Regions from separate parts of the Mus musculus genome. Here region 1 is linked to region 2. The links are chromatin loops, found by intact Hi-C in ENCODE. Cell type or tissue: heart. All regions are shown on one strand. Each heading gives the region's core, and the rest is flanking DNA. Links, peaks and the distances in the headings are about the cores only.

What was found. Peaks named below come from ENCODE experiments on the same cell type or tissue, not always from the same donor. Only the 100,000 strongest peaks of a DNase experiment are listed, where the experiment ranks them.
Region 1: a loop joins it to region 2, with 2.4 times the contacts of the local background. A loop is called at or near these places in 4 of 42 quality-filtered maps.

Annotation. Positions count from the first base shown.
Region 1 is chr9:88,270,883-88,279,217 of GRCm38, forward strand. It overlaps the pseudogene Gm5066. Among named protein-coding and RNA genes, the nearest start is that of Gm28231, 15 kb to the left of the region's middle. In heart, for the core only: no CTCF peak of the experiment used is centred there; a DNase peak (open chromatin) is centred at 3,299; H3K27ac peaks cover 922 bases.
Region 2 is chr9:88,358,094-88,366,428 of GRCm38, forward strand. It overlaps Nt5e (5' nucleotidase, ecto), which reads left to right. Exons shown (of 9, transcript NM_011851.4): 4 at 5,343-5,540; 5 at 6,575-6,729; 6 at 8,269-8,335. Among named protein-coding and RNA genes, the nearest start is that of Nt5e, 35 kb to the left of the region's middle. In heart, for the core only: a CTCF peak has its summit at 4,524; a DNase peak (open chromatin) is centred at 3,308; H3K27ac peaks cover 252 bases.

The DNA of each region.
Region 1 (8,335 bases), core at 141-8,140, 87 kb before region 2:
GATTCCCAGGACACACTGGAGCCATCTCCTTTATTATAGCATGTCCAACAGCAGATAAGAAACAGACCGGTGAAGTAAATAAACATGCATACTGAAGTCAGAGTCACCATTACTAATACAGGGACAGATGGAGGCTGAAGTCCAGGCTCACAGTGTCCCCAAAGCAAGGCTTTGCTCTGCCACTAAAGCCCTAGGTTTGTTTTCTTTTGTTTTGTTATTGTGTAATCAATGATCCTCTGGCCTGTTGCTACCCAGAGGGAAAAAAGTTCTCAATTCTTCTGCCCTAAGAAGACACAGAGTCTCAGCTACACTGTGACTTCAATACCAGTCTGAGCTATATATGTTCTATCTAAAATAAAGAGAATAATAGGAAAAAAAGAAGAAGAAGACACAGAGTAGGGGACCCTAGATCAAGCTTCCCAGTGACACCATCTTGGATGACTACTATAGCTACCCAGTGAGAACTATGGCATCCTTGAGGAACCTTACTCTCTGGGTCTGTTTCTTTACAAGGTTTCTATCTAGGCCAATATAGATCTAAAACCCTCCCCTCTCAGTTTTCATAACAGCCTTGAGAGTGGGAATATTCAGTGGTCAGAATCTGGGCTGGGTGTTTGTGGGTTCTTGGCCTCTAATCCAAGAATGGAATAAAAACCCACACAACTTGCAAAGTAGCAAGGAAACTTGATTCAAAATGAAGCTGTAGAATAGATCAGAATATTTAAGAGAGCAGGAGAGCGGCAGACCACAAGGCTGAAGACACTCAATAACCTGTTTACTTCCTGGGGTCTCTTGTTATGGAGTCTAAAAGAGTGAAGGGCTGGCTACTGATGGAACACATTTATTTGGAGGTTCCCTGTTCTGCCTGATAGATTAAGCTCTAGTACACGTTTCTCTTCCCACAATGCATCTGGTTTTAATCATGTGTGCACATAGTTACACATAGACACATAGAGTGATAAATGGGCTTCTCCATAACTATCACTTGAGGACACTGATTTGCTTTGTTTCATAAGGTTTTGGTTGATCTAAAACCAGTTCAGGCCAGATATGCCTTTCTGGTCTTCTATTCAGACATGAGGAGAGTGTGATTGAATGTACTCTGTCTGAGTTTAAGGAGAGGAGAAATCTATTCCACTATTCAGAGATGGATGTGTATTCATCTAGATACAAGTGGGATCTAGATGCTAGATTGCTAGGTGCATTATTCAGAGTGAGGTGTGTGTGCAGATAAGAATTTCAAGCTAGGGCGGGGGTGGGGGTATAGGGGACTTTTGGGATAGCATTTGAAATGTAAATGAAGAAAATATCTAATAAAAAATTAAAAAAAAAAGAATTTCAAGCTACCAAGTCTATTATTATTAGGAAATAGGTGTGTATATAGCCCTAACCAAAGAGTCCCAGGCTCGAAACTATTCCCAATGTTCCCCTGCCTCAGGAGCATTTTCACAGCACAACATGTTCCCATACTTTGCTTCCTTAAAGACTGAGCCCCGCCGGGAGGTGGTGGCACATGCCTTTAATCCCAGCACTTGGGAGGCAGAGGCAGGCAGATTTCTGAATTTGAGACCAGCCTGCTCTACAAAGTGAGTTCTAGGACAGCCAGGGCGATACAGAGAAACCCTATCTCAAAAAAAAAAAAAAAAAAAGATTGAGCCCTAAATTTATACTCCATCTTCAGAAGCTCCAGTTTAAGCAGCCATTCCACACACATCAGGAGGGTCACTTCAGCCTGTTGGCCAGTACCTGCTTCTCCGCTAGGGGCCAGCCCCTATCATTCTCACTCCTGTCCAGAATTATAGTGAATAAAATTTCTCCACATCATAGAATAACTGAGCAAATATTTGGCACATAACTGATGTGCAACATACTAGTGGAAGATGTAAAGAAGGAAATGAATATATGAGAGAAGAGGATGCAGTTGTGTGAGTTGACAGATAAAGCTGGAGTCCAGGTTAGGGTAGAATCAAACATTCTCACAAAAAGCATAGAAATGGGCAAGTCAGCACAAGGCACACGCTCCTAGCAAACTTCCTAAGCTGAGGAATTAAGAAACTCTGCGGCATGGAAGTGCCTTACAAAGTTGGCATGCTTTCTAAGCAAAAGAAATGTCGTTCAAGCAATGTGCCAAGGGCCGAAGAAGCTTTTAGTAAGATAGGTAGATATATGGATGAATGGGTGGATGGATGAATGGATGGATGGATGGATGGATGGATGGATGGATGGATGGATGGGTGGGTGGGTGGGTGGGTGGATGGATGGATGGATGGATGGATGGATGGATGGATGGATGGATGGAAGGACGGATGGACAGATGGACAGATAGATAAAATAAAAAGAGTAAATTGACTTCAACAAGAAGGGAGACAGCTGGGGACTGGATTTCTATCCCTACAGCAAGTTTTCTTGGTGCATCATTAGACTCCAATGGCCAGCCTTGGAACAAGGCACAGAGATGTGACTTTGGTCTCTCAGAGTCTCTGTTCTCTGGGCAACACAACCCTTAGCTGGGTATGAATGAATCACATCCTCAGGAAATGACAGCTGTCTGTCTAGATCGGTCTCTGGAAAGTCTGAAGAAACAACGCTTGTCCGCAGGATTGATGCAATTCTAAACCACACAGTTACTCAAAGCCTTGCAGGAGGTGTGCCCAGTCACTGGCTCAGCCTGGGCAATGCTGAGTCTGTTCAGGAAACGGGTAAGCCAGCTTAGAGCAGAGCCCTTGCTTAGTGGGTTGACAGCTTGCTTCTTGATTTTTTGCTTCAACAAATTGATGTTGAGGAACCATTCTGAAGCAAGGCAGTAAAGCTCCAAGCTGGGAACCCAGCTTTAGGGGGGTAGCATACGTGATATCACACTTCTCTTTTTAAAATGTATTTATTTTATTTTTCATTTATTTGTAGGTATGTGTGTAGGTATGTGTGCATGTGCGTGCGTGTGGTGGTGATGGTGGTGGTGGTAGTGGTAGTGGTGGTGGTGGTGTGTGTGTGTTTTTGTATGTGAGGAGACAAGAAAAGGGAATTGGAGCTGGAGTTATAGGCAGCTGGGAGATTCCTTTCATGGAGTCCTGGGAACTGAAATCCCACCCCTAACCACAGAGCCATTTAAAATATTTTTTAAAACTTACATATCAAAGTTTATCCAGGGAGCACTTTGATTGTGTAGCAGGAAGACTGGAGGTTCAGAACACTAGTCTAGGGCTAACCTTGTTCTGAGAGAACAAGGTAGTGTTTTTATGCTCACATATGCCACATGGGTAGGAAACTGGGCATCACTGGGAGAGCTGAGTCAATCTGGCTGGCAAAGGTTCAGGAAATCTGGATGAGGCCTGTCTGCACTGTGCACATAAGTAACACTCTCAGGCATGGGCAGGGTTTTTGTTTATCTTCCAAGCTGGCATGAATCCTGTGGGGAGCCAAGTGGAGTCACAGTGTGGTCTGAAGCAGGTCACATTAACCAGTCACTCCCCTCAGCCCTTGGTTTGCAACAGGTCTAAATAAATAAATAAATAAATAAATAAATAAATAAATAAATAAATAAAAGTTTGGCAAAGAATTCCAGAAAGGGATCTCAGAAGACAACGTAAGGAAGGCTCACTGGGGCTTTCCAGTCAAGCTGAGAGACTCCCAGGTGTCAGCCTCAATCCAGCACAGAAAGCCCTCAGCAAGGCCAGGTAGAAACATTCATTTGTTTCTCTAAGCTAAAACAATACATCCTTCTAGGTCACAGTTCCAAAAACTGCAGACCAGACCATTTCCCGGGAGTCTGATACAAGCGTGCTGCTATAAATTAAAAGTAAACACAGTGGGTTTAGTGAGACACAAAGCTTACAGAGAAAAGTGGGAAGCCCTCATCAGTGTTAAGGGGAAAAGTATAAACACGGCTTTGACTCAAATCGAGAGAAAAGGTGGAATCAAAAGCCAAGTGGTTTGAAATCTGGAAACTTCCTTTCTAAGGAAAGGTTTGTCTTACTAAGTTAATGTTTTACACACTTGTGCAAAGTCCAGGGTATATGCTAGTCCACATGGACATGTCCAGAGCTCCTAAGATCCACATAGTTCTGCCTTTGGTGACAGCACCCAGCTACTGGGTACTAGCTGTCATGCTCTCCTTGAATCCACCCACTCTCAGGCCCCTTAGCTGCCTCTTCTCTTCTGTGAGAGCTTCCTTTGAGCGTCTTCAAGCTCTAGACAGAGGGAAGGACAGCACAGAGGGCATAAGAACATTTTACACTGACACAGCTACATAAAGTGAGGCTTGGCAAGTTTATATCCTCTATGTAATAACTTGCTCCAATGATGGTCATGAAAGCCTCAAAGTTTAAATACAAATATGTGCACATTCTTAAGAACATAAAATGTATACCTAAAGACCTTTGTACATATAAAATCTGTATACTTTATACTTTGAGACTAGACAGATTGCACAGAGGTTAAGAGCACATACTGCTCTTCCAGAGGACCAGTTCCCAGCAACCATGTTGGGTAGATCACAATTGCCTGCAAATAACTCCAGCTCCCAGAGGATCTGATGCCTCTGGCCTCTGAGGACACTAGTGCTCACCTACACATACATATACATAATTAATAAAAAATTAATCTTTAGGGGGCTGAAGAAATGCTTCAAAGGCTAAGTCCACTGGCTACTCTTCCAGAGAACTGAGGCTCTATCCCTAGTAATCAGCGCATAACTGTCTGTAACTCCAGTTCGAGGGTATCCAATGCTTTCTTTTGGCGTCCATGGGCACCAGGCATGCATGAGATACACAGACACACAAGTAGGCAAAACATCAGTGGTGGTTTTAATGATGATACCCCCCCACATTGGCTCATATATTTGATTAGTTGATCCCAGTTGGTGTAGCTGTTTGGGAAGGATTTGGAAATGTGGCTTTATTGAAGGAGGTATGTCAGTGGAGATGGACTTGAATGTCTTTAAAAGCCCACACCATTCAGTTATATCTCTGTGCCTCATGGTTCTGACTCAAGATGAGCATCCAGCTACTTCTCCAGCACTATGCCTATCTGCCTCCTACCATGCTCCCAGCGATGATGATCATGGACTCAAACCCTCTGAAACTATAAGCACCAAATAAACACTTCCCATTTTAAATTGCCTCAGTCATGGTGTTTTATCACAGCAACAGAAGACTAACTAAGATAGTACCCTTACACATAAACTAAAATAATCTTTAAAAACAACAACAACCTTATGAACACCAGAAATAGGAAGAAAATGCTAGGAGTAGATCAGCCGGAACAATGAGTGGTTCCAGCAAACACGTTAGCCATGGTCTCTTTGCTCTTGTGCTCTTCAGTTATAGCTGTGGCATGTTGAAGTGGAGGGGAACTGAAAATAACTGAGTATTTGACGATAACAACCTGTTATTTTTGGAACATGGTGATTGAGTTGAACACAATCAAAGTACAGTGGTGACCAATCTCCCTTTCTTCTAGGATGAGCAAACAGATGATTAAACAGTGATGTCAGTGTCCTTGACCACACTCAAATGAGCAGCTGTCTAGCTGCTGCCTCTGCTCAACTGATGCTGTGTTTTGATTGTAGTCAGAAGCATTCAAACACAACAGAGTTGGTAAAGTGTTATGGGAGGAGGCTTGCTTGCCTCCACTCAATTGACATTGTATGAATCCAGAGGTTGTGCCTGTGTGTGTGTGTGTGTGTGTGTGAGAGAGAGAGAGAGAGAGAGAGAGAGAGAGAGAGAGAGAGAGGGAGAGAGAGAGAACAAGAGACAGAGAGAACAAGAGAGAGAGAACAAGAGAGAGAGAACAAGAGAGAGAGAACAAGAGAGAGAGCGAGAGGGAGCAAGAGAGAGAGCAAGAGAGAGAGTGTGTGTGTGTGTTGGAGGGGTTATAATCAGTTTTAGCTGATGTCTGTGCAGACATTGAATATGTAGAATTGTGCCACTACTGGAAGAAAATTCTATCCAAAAAAATGGCACAATAGTAACAGGAGGAGGAGAAAGAGGAGGAGGAAGGGAAGGGAAGGGAAGAAGAGGAGCAAGAGGAGGAGGAGGAGAAGATGATGATGATCACAGATTTCTCATAAAGAAAGCAACAGCTACTCAGCCCTCATGTGGAAAAATGTAAAAGTTCTCTCACAGCACTGCTGTCATGTGTCTAAGAGAGGACAGTTGGGGCAAGAGCAGAAGGGCTCCCCTGCGACAGATTCTCTTGCAATGGTGTCTCGTCTCCAGAAGACTGTGCGGTGCTGACCTCTCCCTGCTCCCTGTAGTTTCAGTCTATTTCTAGCTCCACAGTGAGTGAGTTTCCTGGAGCTACTTACAGGAACATGGGTTCCTTACAGGACCATGCTTAGAGGCAGCTGAATCATCCAGCGGAGGTGATGACTCATGGAGCTTGGAACTCTGGAGATCTGTGGACGACATGGAGTCCTTACAGTTTATACATGCATCTGGCAAGCTTGCGGGACTTCCTGAGATTTCTGAGTTGTTCACTGTCTGAGACATAAAGAGCCTCAGTTTAGAACCTTTTGAGTCTCAAGGAGCTTCTGTTCCAAGAAAGTAGCTACACAGCACGGTACACATGTGTCCTTCTGCCCTATGTCCTTTTCTCTGTCTTGGGAATTTAACACAGATTCCAAGTTTGTTCTCACCTCTTCACCTTGCGATGAGGCTTAGACAGAACTCATAAGAACAGAGGTAACCAATGTGGTGGTGCAGGCCTGAAAACCCAGCACTCGGGAAGAGAAGGAAAGAGATCAGGAGACCAAGGTTATTCTCAGCTGTATATGGAGACTAACCGGGCTACAGAAGACTATTGTTCAAGAGAAAATGACTAAAGGAAGGGAGTGTTTAGTGGAGATTTTACATCTGTGGTTGACTGCTCAAGGAAGCCCTTTCCCACACATCCCGTATATGATGATGTAATGTTGCTCCTGTGGGGATGAGGTCTTCCAGAAGTGCATGTGACAGTTGGAGGAAGCTGCTCCTAGCTAACACAACAAGTTGTGGGGGTGGCAGGGAGAGCTGCAACCCTGCTCCTGTCACCTGGCCCACCATTGCTCATTGCATTAGGATAGTCCCTCTCTATCTAACGATATCTGGTGGGCTTGTCTGTTTTTCCTACGAGAGCAGGGACTTTGTCCATCATTACCTGCCTACTGTGCCTAGACCATTTCCAGAAACCCGAAGGTTCTATCAGCACTGCCTGTATAAAGGCAGGAAGGAAACCTCCAATCCATCCCCAGAATCACTATCATCTGTGGTCCCGGCTAGAGAGATCAGGGAAATGAAGTTTCCATACCTAAAACTTCATCCTGAGCACACTGCTTTGCTTGCAGGCTTCCCTCTGGCAATACTGTAAACATTGTAAAATAAGCCTCATAACCAGGAGCCAGGTAGTGACAGCACACACCTTTAGACCTAGCACTCAGGAGGCAGAAACAGGCAGACCTCCATGAGTTCAAGGTCATCCTGGTCTAGAGTGAGTTCCAGGACAGCCAAGGATATACAGAGAGAAACCTTGTCTCAGGAAACCAAAACCAACAAACAAACCAATGAACCCCACAATCTGGCAAGGGGTGGAGGGCTCTTGATCTACCCCTGCTTAGCCTACTTATCTAGTCTCTCACTTGGCCTCACACTTTCTACTCCAGATGCTGTGAGCTTCCACACACTCTGCATGCTCCTCCCTCCTTGCTCTGCATGCAAGGTCCGCTCTGTTTGTACTCATTCTTATCCCTTCCAGTCTCACAGACCTTGTTATACGTTGAATACTTACTCAATTCCTATCTCTTCTAACAACTCTTTCTTTTCACTAAACCCCATCAGATTTAGAAATATGTTCCAGGTCTTCGGACAAAGTCAGTGGAGGGTTGAGGGGGGGACTTGAAAAATTAGATGTGATAAGTCAGGTAGGAAAGCATGGTAGATTTAGTGACTAAGGAAAACCCTGGGCAAGCAATCAGAGCCGTCCTGAGGCAGGGTGTCTTCCTCTTTGTTTTTGTTTTTTTTGTTGTTGTTGTTGTTTTGTTTTGTTTTGTTCTGTAATGTAAAACAACATGGTACAATAAACCATGTATCATTTATTTCTGATGAAACATACAAACACTTTCCACTATGATACAAAATGCATTTGTTCACCTACCAACCCTAGAGATCATTGTCACCAAAATACATTAGGCAGGGAGGGTATACATCATATTTCATAGAATACACATAGAACGTTATAAAGTGCCTTTTGCTTTATAGAGATAAGTAAATAATAATAAATAGCATTTCTTGCATTGCCATCTTACTTACTTTTACATTATTTATCATCTGTGCCAGAGATCAGACTCTGAGTTACACATTCC
Region 2 (8,335 bases), core at 219-8,218:
ACTAAACCATTTTATGAAATTACCAAGAAGCAACAAGAGAGAGAGAGAGAGAGAGAGAGAGAGAGAGAGAGAGAGAGAGAGAGAGAGAGAAGAAAGGAAAGGAAAGGAAGAAAAGAGAAGAGAAGAGAAGAGAAGAGAAGAAAAGAAAAGAAAAGAAAAGAAAAGAAAAGAAAAGAAAAGAAAAGAAAAGAAATTACCAAGAAGCTAAATTAAGTCTGTTAAACATTACATAGTAAATGTAGTAAAAAGAACACAGCTTGTGGAAGCATACATCCTTTTGTGTTTTAAGTCCAGATCTTATTGTCTGATCTGGAATTTACTCTGTAGCCCAGGCTAGACTCAAATCATGGCAGTCTTTCTATGTAAGCCTCTGTAGAGCTGGGAATAGTGGCATGAGCCATCATGCTCAGCTAGAAATTTAAAGTTTAAGAAATGTCTCAGCATGTGACATGCACACAGCCCAAAGGAAAACGTCCCTGAAGCACCTGAATAGCACCTGATAGACTCTGGTCTTTTATTTAGTCTTTTGTGTGTATTACTGCCCACTAAATTAGTTCCCTTCTTGTCTTGTTTGTTGTTTATTTGTAACCCACATTCTAAAAACCTCCAAGTTAAGTGTAGCATAACTACTAGTGCATGATACCCCACCAGTGGAGGAACTCTGTCCAGGTTCTTTCCACTAACCCTGGCATGGCTGGATGTCACACTCAAAGAGCAGAAGCCTTCCCAGTCAGGCTTGCAAAGTGTAAGAGCTGCAGGAAGGAGGCCCAAGAGGCAAATGCTGCCTCTGAAGGAGTTACACCCCAGAGTCACAAAAAATGGTCTATGATAAAAAGTAGGAAAGTAGTTCAAGTCGGAGCCTGCAGCAGGCATGACAAGGGACTGCCCTGTCTGCCTGTCAATAGCTGGACTGGACATTTGGTTCTTCTCTTGGATAAGAGCGGATATCAGTTTCTAATCTGCAGTTCAGTAAAGGGCTCAGTCCTGGGAATGTGTGACCTCTTCCTTTCTGACATACTGCTTCCTAGAAAGACAAACATGCATGGAAATTAACTAGTTACTCTTTGAGATTTTAAGAAGTTTTTTTTCCCCTCTCTTTCCTTTTTTTTTTTTTTTTTTTTTTTTTTTTTGGGAGAACAACATATAATGTCTGCAAGCTACTACTACGGTAAAGTGTGGGGCTCATACCACCTGCCCCTATCTTACCACTGTACCAATAGCTTCCCAGCACCCTCCCATATCACCAAGTGGTCAGTACCCAATTTCCTATCTGTGTCTGCACACCAGCTCCTGCTGTCATCCTGTGAGGAAGTGCGTCTGTGTGGACAACAGATCCAGTACCCTGGGCTCACAGAATCCTTCTCCAATACCCTGAATGAGTGTCACCTCCACTCCACCTCAGCCACTTCACTTCTCAGACAAGGCTGAGACTTGGTCCTTGGCAGACAGCTTCAGAACTCCACTCTTGGGCCCCCATGTCCCATCCCACTCTTGGACCCTTCTAGTTCCTAGAGCTTCCTCACTGTGTGTTTCTTTTGAAGCCAGCCTTCAGAAGTGCTGAAACTTCACGTATCCTGACCAGTCTGGCTGCTTTCATATTCTTCTCTTGTTAGCCTGGGTGGCTAACACATGCGGCGCGGGTGTGCAGTATTGCTAAATGGATGTTACTAAGTACAGAATTTTTTTTTTTTGAGGCAGTGTCTCGCTGTGTGGACCAGGCTGGCTTCAGACACACCTCTGTCTTCAGATCCACCTGCCTCTGCCTCCCAAGTGCTATCATTAAAGGCGTGCACCAGTAAGCTGGAGTTTATACAACTCTTTTAAAATATTTGACTGGTCAGATTTTAAAAACAAATTACTTTATTTCCAGTATGATTGATTCTAGACCTAAGCACACATTTACTAAGTATGAACTTCACATTATCCATATATTTAAGGAACAGCAATTATGTTAAGACTACAGAATTAAAATTTGTGGGAATTCACAAAATAAATTATAGAGCAGCTGAACTAAAACTGCTATGTGTTCTTTACCTAGGACAGGGTTAGAAGACTCACTGCTGTATTAGAGTAACAAGGAAAGAGAGAAGCCACTACCCGTAGTCCTTTCAGTCAGTGTGGTATGTGCTCCCTGCCGCACCTTTTTAAAGATCAGGTTCTATACCTGGCCTAGAAGTTGCTAGATTGCCAAGGATGACTTTGAACTTGTGTCCTTGTGCTTCCATCTCCTGGATGCTGGGGTTTCAGGCACGTGCCACCACATCTAGCTTGAGAGCTGGTTCTCTCTCTACTGTGGGCTCCTGGGATAGAACTCTGGCTTGTATCTCAAGCATTCTCCCCACTGGGCCATCTCACCAACGCAAGAAACTTATTTTAAGGTAATTAGTTGGTATGTATATATTTTTACCATTTATCTTAGACAAAAGTAAATTTGCATATTAGTAAGATAGATTTGCTTATTTTTATGTAGAAACTTAAGTCTTAGCTGAATATTTGATACTTCAGCATCTTCAGTGCTTTTTCAGAGTTGATCAATACTGTCACTGCCAGTGTGACCACACATGTGCAGCGCGAAGTGCACATATGTGCTCAGAACCAAGGCTACCGTGAAGTCTTAAGTTCCAGGACAGCCAGGGCTATACAGAGAAACCCTGTCTCAAAAAAAAAAAAAAAAAAAAAAAAAAGGAAAAAGAAAAAGAAAAAAGATGCAGTGTGTGGTAATTACTCTGAGATGAAAATCCATCCCGGGCAGGGGTAGGGTGTTTGGTCACTGTATGATCAGTAGCCTGCCATTCAGTCACAATACTCTCCCTTATGACTGTGGGTCATGACCCACAGTTTTAAAAGATAGGTTTCAAGGCGGATGTGGCACAGGCCAGTAATTCAAGCACCTGAGAGGTAGAAGCAGAAACAAAAAAACAAAAAAACAAAAAAAAAAAAAAAAAAAAAAAACAGGGCCAAGCATAGTGATAAACACTTTTAATCCCAGAACTTGGGAAGCAGAAGCAGGCAACTGTCCGAGGCCAGCCTGGTCTACAATATAGTGACCATCCAGAAATAAACACTGAGACCCCCTAACCCTCTGCCCCAGCACACACACGCACGCACGCACGCACGCACGCATACATACACAAGCCCCACGAAAAGAAAGCTGGGCTTTGGATAATCGTGCCTTTCCAAAACAACCCTAACATTTGTCACATGCACAGGACAGAGAGTCACTCTCCAAGGAACTGTTTCCAGGCGCTTGATAAGAACTGGTGACATTCAGGGTTTCCTGTGTACACTGGAGAACCAGCCAAAGGGCAGAGGTCTGACCAGTGGCCTTGGCAGTGATCTCTCTGGGTGTTTCTTGGGTCAGACAAGGACTTTCCTCATCCCAGTGACCACTTGATCTCGTCCTTTTACATAGGCTCTGCCCGGCTCAGCTTCAGCACCGCGTCCTTTAGAGCAAAGCCACATTTTGCACGCACACAGCAGTAGTTCGTGGAAGCTAGTCTTCAAATGGTTGCTTTCCAAGATGAAACGAGTCTATTGAAAAGCCCAGCTCTGAAGTTGGGATCCAATCCCAAGTAGAGTTGTTATAAGGGAAGTTGGTCAACTCCTGAGAACTCACGGGCCCCGGGCCCCTAGTACTGAGCTTCTCACAGGCTGGAAGCTTGTGCTGCCTTAGCTCTGCTGGTTGGAGGTCTTTACGTGCAGGAATTCATTTTTCTTTCACTGGAATCTGGCTTGAGATTGTGAAAAGGGCTTGATACTCTTCCAGGCTCAGTCTGTTCCCTGGTTCAGTCAGTACTAACAGTTTATTTACATCATCTCTTTGAGCCCAAGCTTGCATTAACAAAAAGTGATAGTGGTGTAGCTTCCTCTAAATAAATAAATAAATAAAATCATGGGGATTAAGAGAGGTAAAAATCTGAGCAGAAGTAGGCTTGGAAATACATGTCCAAGAAAAATAACTCAGTACAGCAGAAAGTAATAAATGTTTAGTTCTTTGGCTGGAAAGCAAGGAACAGTGTGGAAAATGTGAAGGTCTGGATTGTCCCCCCCCCCCCCCCCCCCCCGCTGGTGGTTTTATGGGGTTGCCAAATGTATGGGGAGTGAGTGGGGGGAGGGGGGTGATGGGAACTCAGCCTGGGTGGGGGAGGAGATTAGCAGCCAGACCCACTTTTACCTCAGCCACAAAGGAAGCTGCTGTTCCTGACTAGGTCTTTGTGAGATAACCTTGATGTATCTTTTGTTCTCAGAAAAGGAACATCAAGACCTTTTTGAACTAGAGAGTAGGTGCTCCCTGCCAGAGTGCATGCTGAGCTAATTGGGGCATCTGACAGGGATGGCAGGTTCCTAACTTCTAACATTCTGTTTAAGCTATTGCCGTGGAAGGAAGGAAAAAAAAATAAAAATAAAAAAATAAAAAGACCCAAGGCTAGAAGTCTGGCTTGCCACTCCCTTTAATTTCCAAGAAAGTGCCGAATGCCAGATTTCTGCAATTTGTTAATCTTTTTTCCACTTGGCTGGGGTATTCTCTGCCACGCTATGGACAGCTAGGGGAATTGCAGCTTTCCAAACACTGCCCAGAAGAGGATGTCTTGGCAAAGCAAGGTAGAGGCTTCCCTACACATCTTATCCCCTGCAGTGAAGGGCAAGCCTGTCCCTGCCTGAGAAAGCACGGTCACCCTAGGAACAGCTCAGTCATCCCTCCTTGGTCCTCATTAACAACTATAGGCCCATGAGTGTGTGTGCAAGGTTTCTAGAGGATGCCTTCGTCTTATAAGGGGAAGAGGCATGCAGTACAAATGGTGTACCTACTATGCCTGGCCGGCACACACTGAGGATCTAAAGACACTGAATTGTCTGGACAACCCCGTAGAATGAGAACTGTTAATTCACTCACTTGAGTTCCCTTCCTATATTGCTTAGCAGGTATTGTAGCACACCTGTAATCTTAGCCCTTGGGAAGCAGAGGCAGAAGAGTTTTATCCAGAAACAGAAATACATCAAAATGGCTTAGTTTTCATTCAGCCAGGGGGAAGAGAGAGTGAGTCTGCATGAAAGAGAGATAATCTTGGCAGTGTTCTATTTCTGTTTGACCCACATCAGACTACCAGGCACAATGCCCCAGACTTAGAAACAGCTTAGTAAATGCCCACTGAGTAGAGAATGGCAGGACTTATGTGCCAAAAGGGCATTTGGAGTCAGTGACAAATGTCCCACAGGGCTCTGAAAGACCAGCCATGTACAGCAGCAGATGGTGAATCTCCAAGTCAAAATCTGCTGTCATTCAGCCAGTGGCCTGCCATATGCAAAGGCGGACCTGATCAAATTTGCTTCTTTTATTTCAGGAAATCCACCTTCCAAAGAAGTGCCTGCGGGGAAGTACCCATTCATAGTCACCGCAGATGATGGACGGCAGGTGCCTGTGGTCCAGGCCTATGCCTTTGGCAAATACCTGGGCTACCTGAAGGTTGAGTTTGATGATAAAGGCAATGTTATCACTTCCTATGGAAATCCCATTCTTCTCAACAGCAGCATTCCTGAAGGTGAGATCTGGGGAGAGGTGGCTACATCTTCCACCCTCTTCTGTTTGTTTTGTTTCAGGAAATGACTGTGAGTGACACTTGTGAAGAATTTAGCCTCCCCCTTGCATTTACTCTTTGCTCATAAAGAAATGCCACACTCTCAAACCCTCATGGTTTTTTTTTCCAAGTCTGCTCAGTGCACTACAGCTTCTTTTGCTTTGCAAAAGCTTAGTCCTGTGGGGCAGAAGCCACAATCAGCTCCTATCTAGAGAAGAGAACCAAAACAAGGAATTCAAATAGGACAGAGTAGCACTCAAAATCTGGACCACCTAACAAGAGGCAGTGACAGTGTGGTATGGGCCTCAGCGTCTTCATTCATGAAACAAGCAAATACTGCTTTTTTTCTGTTTTTGTTTGTTTGTTTGTTTTGAGGCAGCCTCTCCACATATAGCCTAGGCTGGGGGTATATTGTACCCCCATGTCTGTCAAGAAGTACCTTGTTTTTTTGAGACTCAGAATAAAAGAATATTGTTATGCCATCTGTTTTCATATGCTGCATGGGCCCACTGTCACGATCTCTTCTACTAGCCCTTTGCTGTTTACCATCATCAGCTCAGAAGGATGGGCAGTGAGGCCCTACTCTGCACAGGAGAGTCTGTGCTCACAACCTAGGCTTCTCAGCAGCTGGAGAGGAAGCAAGCTGGGAACCACACCCTGAGCAGGTCCTCTGTACCTGTCCAGCCTGCCAAACCTCATGGCAAGACCATGGTGCCATCCTAGGTGGGCTCACAGGGGCTCATCCAGGTGTTGATGTTGAGCTGCTCAAAGCATCTTCAAGGCAAAATACACCCAGGTATTAATGTCAGCAAACAAAATAAACATTCCTAAGGGATTTTATAGCCACAACCAAAATGCACAGATGTGAGCACCGCAAAGCTCCAGCAGGGAAGCCTGGCAAAACTCCATTTCTCTAGAACCCACCCACTAGGAGATCTGCCCGGATTACAGGCCTTCCTCTCCCTCACTTGCACCTTTCTGATGTCCTTTCTTTCTAGATGCGACCATCAAAGCAGACATTAACCAATGGAGGATAAAATTAGATAATTATTCTACCCAGGAACTCGGGAGAACGATCGTCTACCTGGATGGCTCCACTCAGACGTGCCGCTTCAGGGAATGCAACATGGGAAACCTGATCTGTGATGCCATGGTGAGATGTCTTCAGGGGCTGCGTCTAGGGAGGGAGGAAAGGAAGATGGGGAGAAGATGCAACAAGGGGCAGAATTAGGGACTTTGGCACATTTTGTGCCCAGACAGAAGCATGACTGGTTTCATACCGAATACCTTGGCAAGGAGGCCCAAAACACTTAGCAGAGTATCACTTTATTCCTCTACAAAGACAAAACCCTTTTAAAATATGTCTTTCTTAGATGTCCAAATTTGAGGTGTTTCTTTCTGTAAGATGATCTGAAGACAGGAAGTGCACCAGATGTTAGCATAGTACATCTGCTTGGACCTCATTTGGCAGGGCAGGTTTTCCCTGGTTTGTCCTCTTGGCTCTAAAGAACATGAGCCTATATAACTTGTACTTCTTTTCCAAGCACAGAAGGAAAATACACAGTTATGGTAAAGTCCCTGGCTATAGCAAAATCATTCGTGAAGAACATTTTTTCTGGGGCCAACTAGCCAAAGTGGCTTTTGTGGGCTGTGTGAAGCCAAGGTCTCTAGGGCAGACTGTGACCTTCCAACATGAGGTCCAGGCTGGCTCTTGAGCATCATGAGATCAGTAATGAGAAACCACCAGACAGAAACATCTAGAGAAAAATCTAGACAGAAACACTACAAGGTGCTACCCTATGAAAAGGGTTGGGGTAAATATAACTTTTACTTTTTGTGCTTGTTTTAAAATGAGAAAGAATGCAGTTGGGGGCTGTAGAGTTGGCTCAGAGCTTATGAGTACTTGAACTGGGGTTCAATTCCCAGCCCTCACAGTGGCTCAGTGTAACCCTAATTCCAGGGGACCTGGTGCCCTCTTCTGACTGCCACAGGCACACATGTGGTGAACATACATATATGCAGGCAAAATATTCATACACTTACAACATAAAACAAACCTAAAAATAAAAGGTTTAAGGCTATATGTAGTGGTACATGCCTTTAATCCCAATGTTCAGGAGGCAAAGACTGACTGGTGGATTCCTCTAAATTTGAGGCCAGCCTGGCTTATACAACAAACTCTAGGACATCAAGAGCTACATAGAGAGACCCTGCCTCAAAACAAACAAAAGCATGTGCTTTCACTTGCTGTAACGGAACATGTGTTTTGTAAAAGAAAAGTTAAGAATGAGCCTGATTTGACTGCCAGTACCTGGCATAAAGTAGATAGTGAACAGGCTGGAACACCCTGCTGTCCTGGAGCAATCTTGACAGCAGCCGGAGAGGGCCTTCTGCTACGTGCCCTAGCTGAGGGATAGGTTTGAGTAGTCGGTGAAGAGTCCTCTGTCCTAAAAGACTGACGTGGGTCTGGTCACAATATACTTTTGCTTCTGTTTGATTGAAGGCTAATAGATGATAGGCTAATAACTGTTTATGATTAATAATGTATACAATGAGTTTTAGTTGCAGTTGGGAAATCTCTGGGCACATGGGAGTAGGGGAAGAATACTTTGTTTTCTCAGCAAAGGCAATCAGATTCCTGGAAATGATACCAAGAAAGAAGACCCAAGTAACTCAATTTCCACTATTGTAGATTAACAACAACCTCAGACACCCAGATGAAATGTTTTGGAACCACGTGTCCATGTGCATTGTAAACG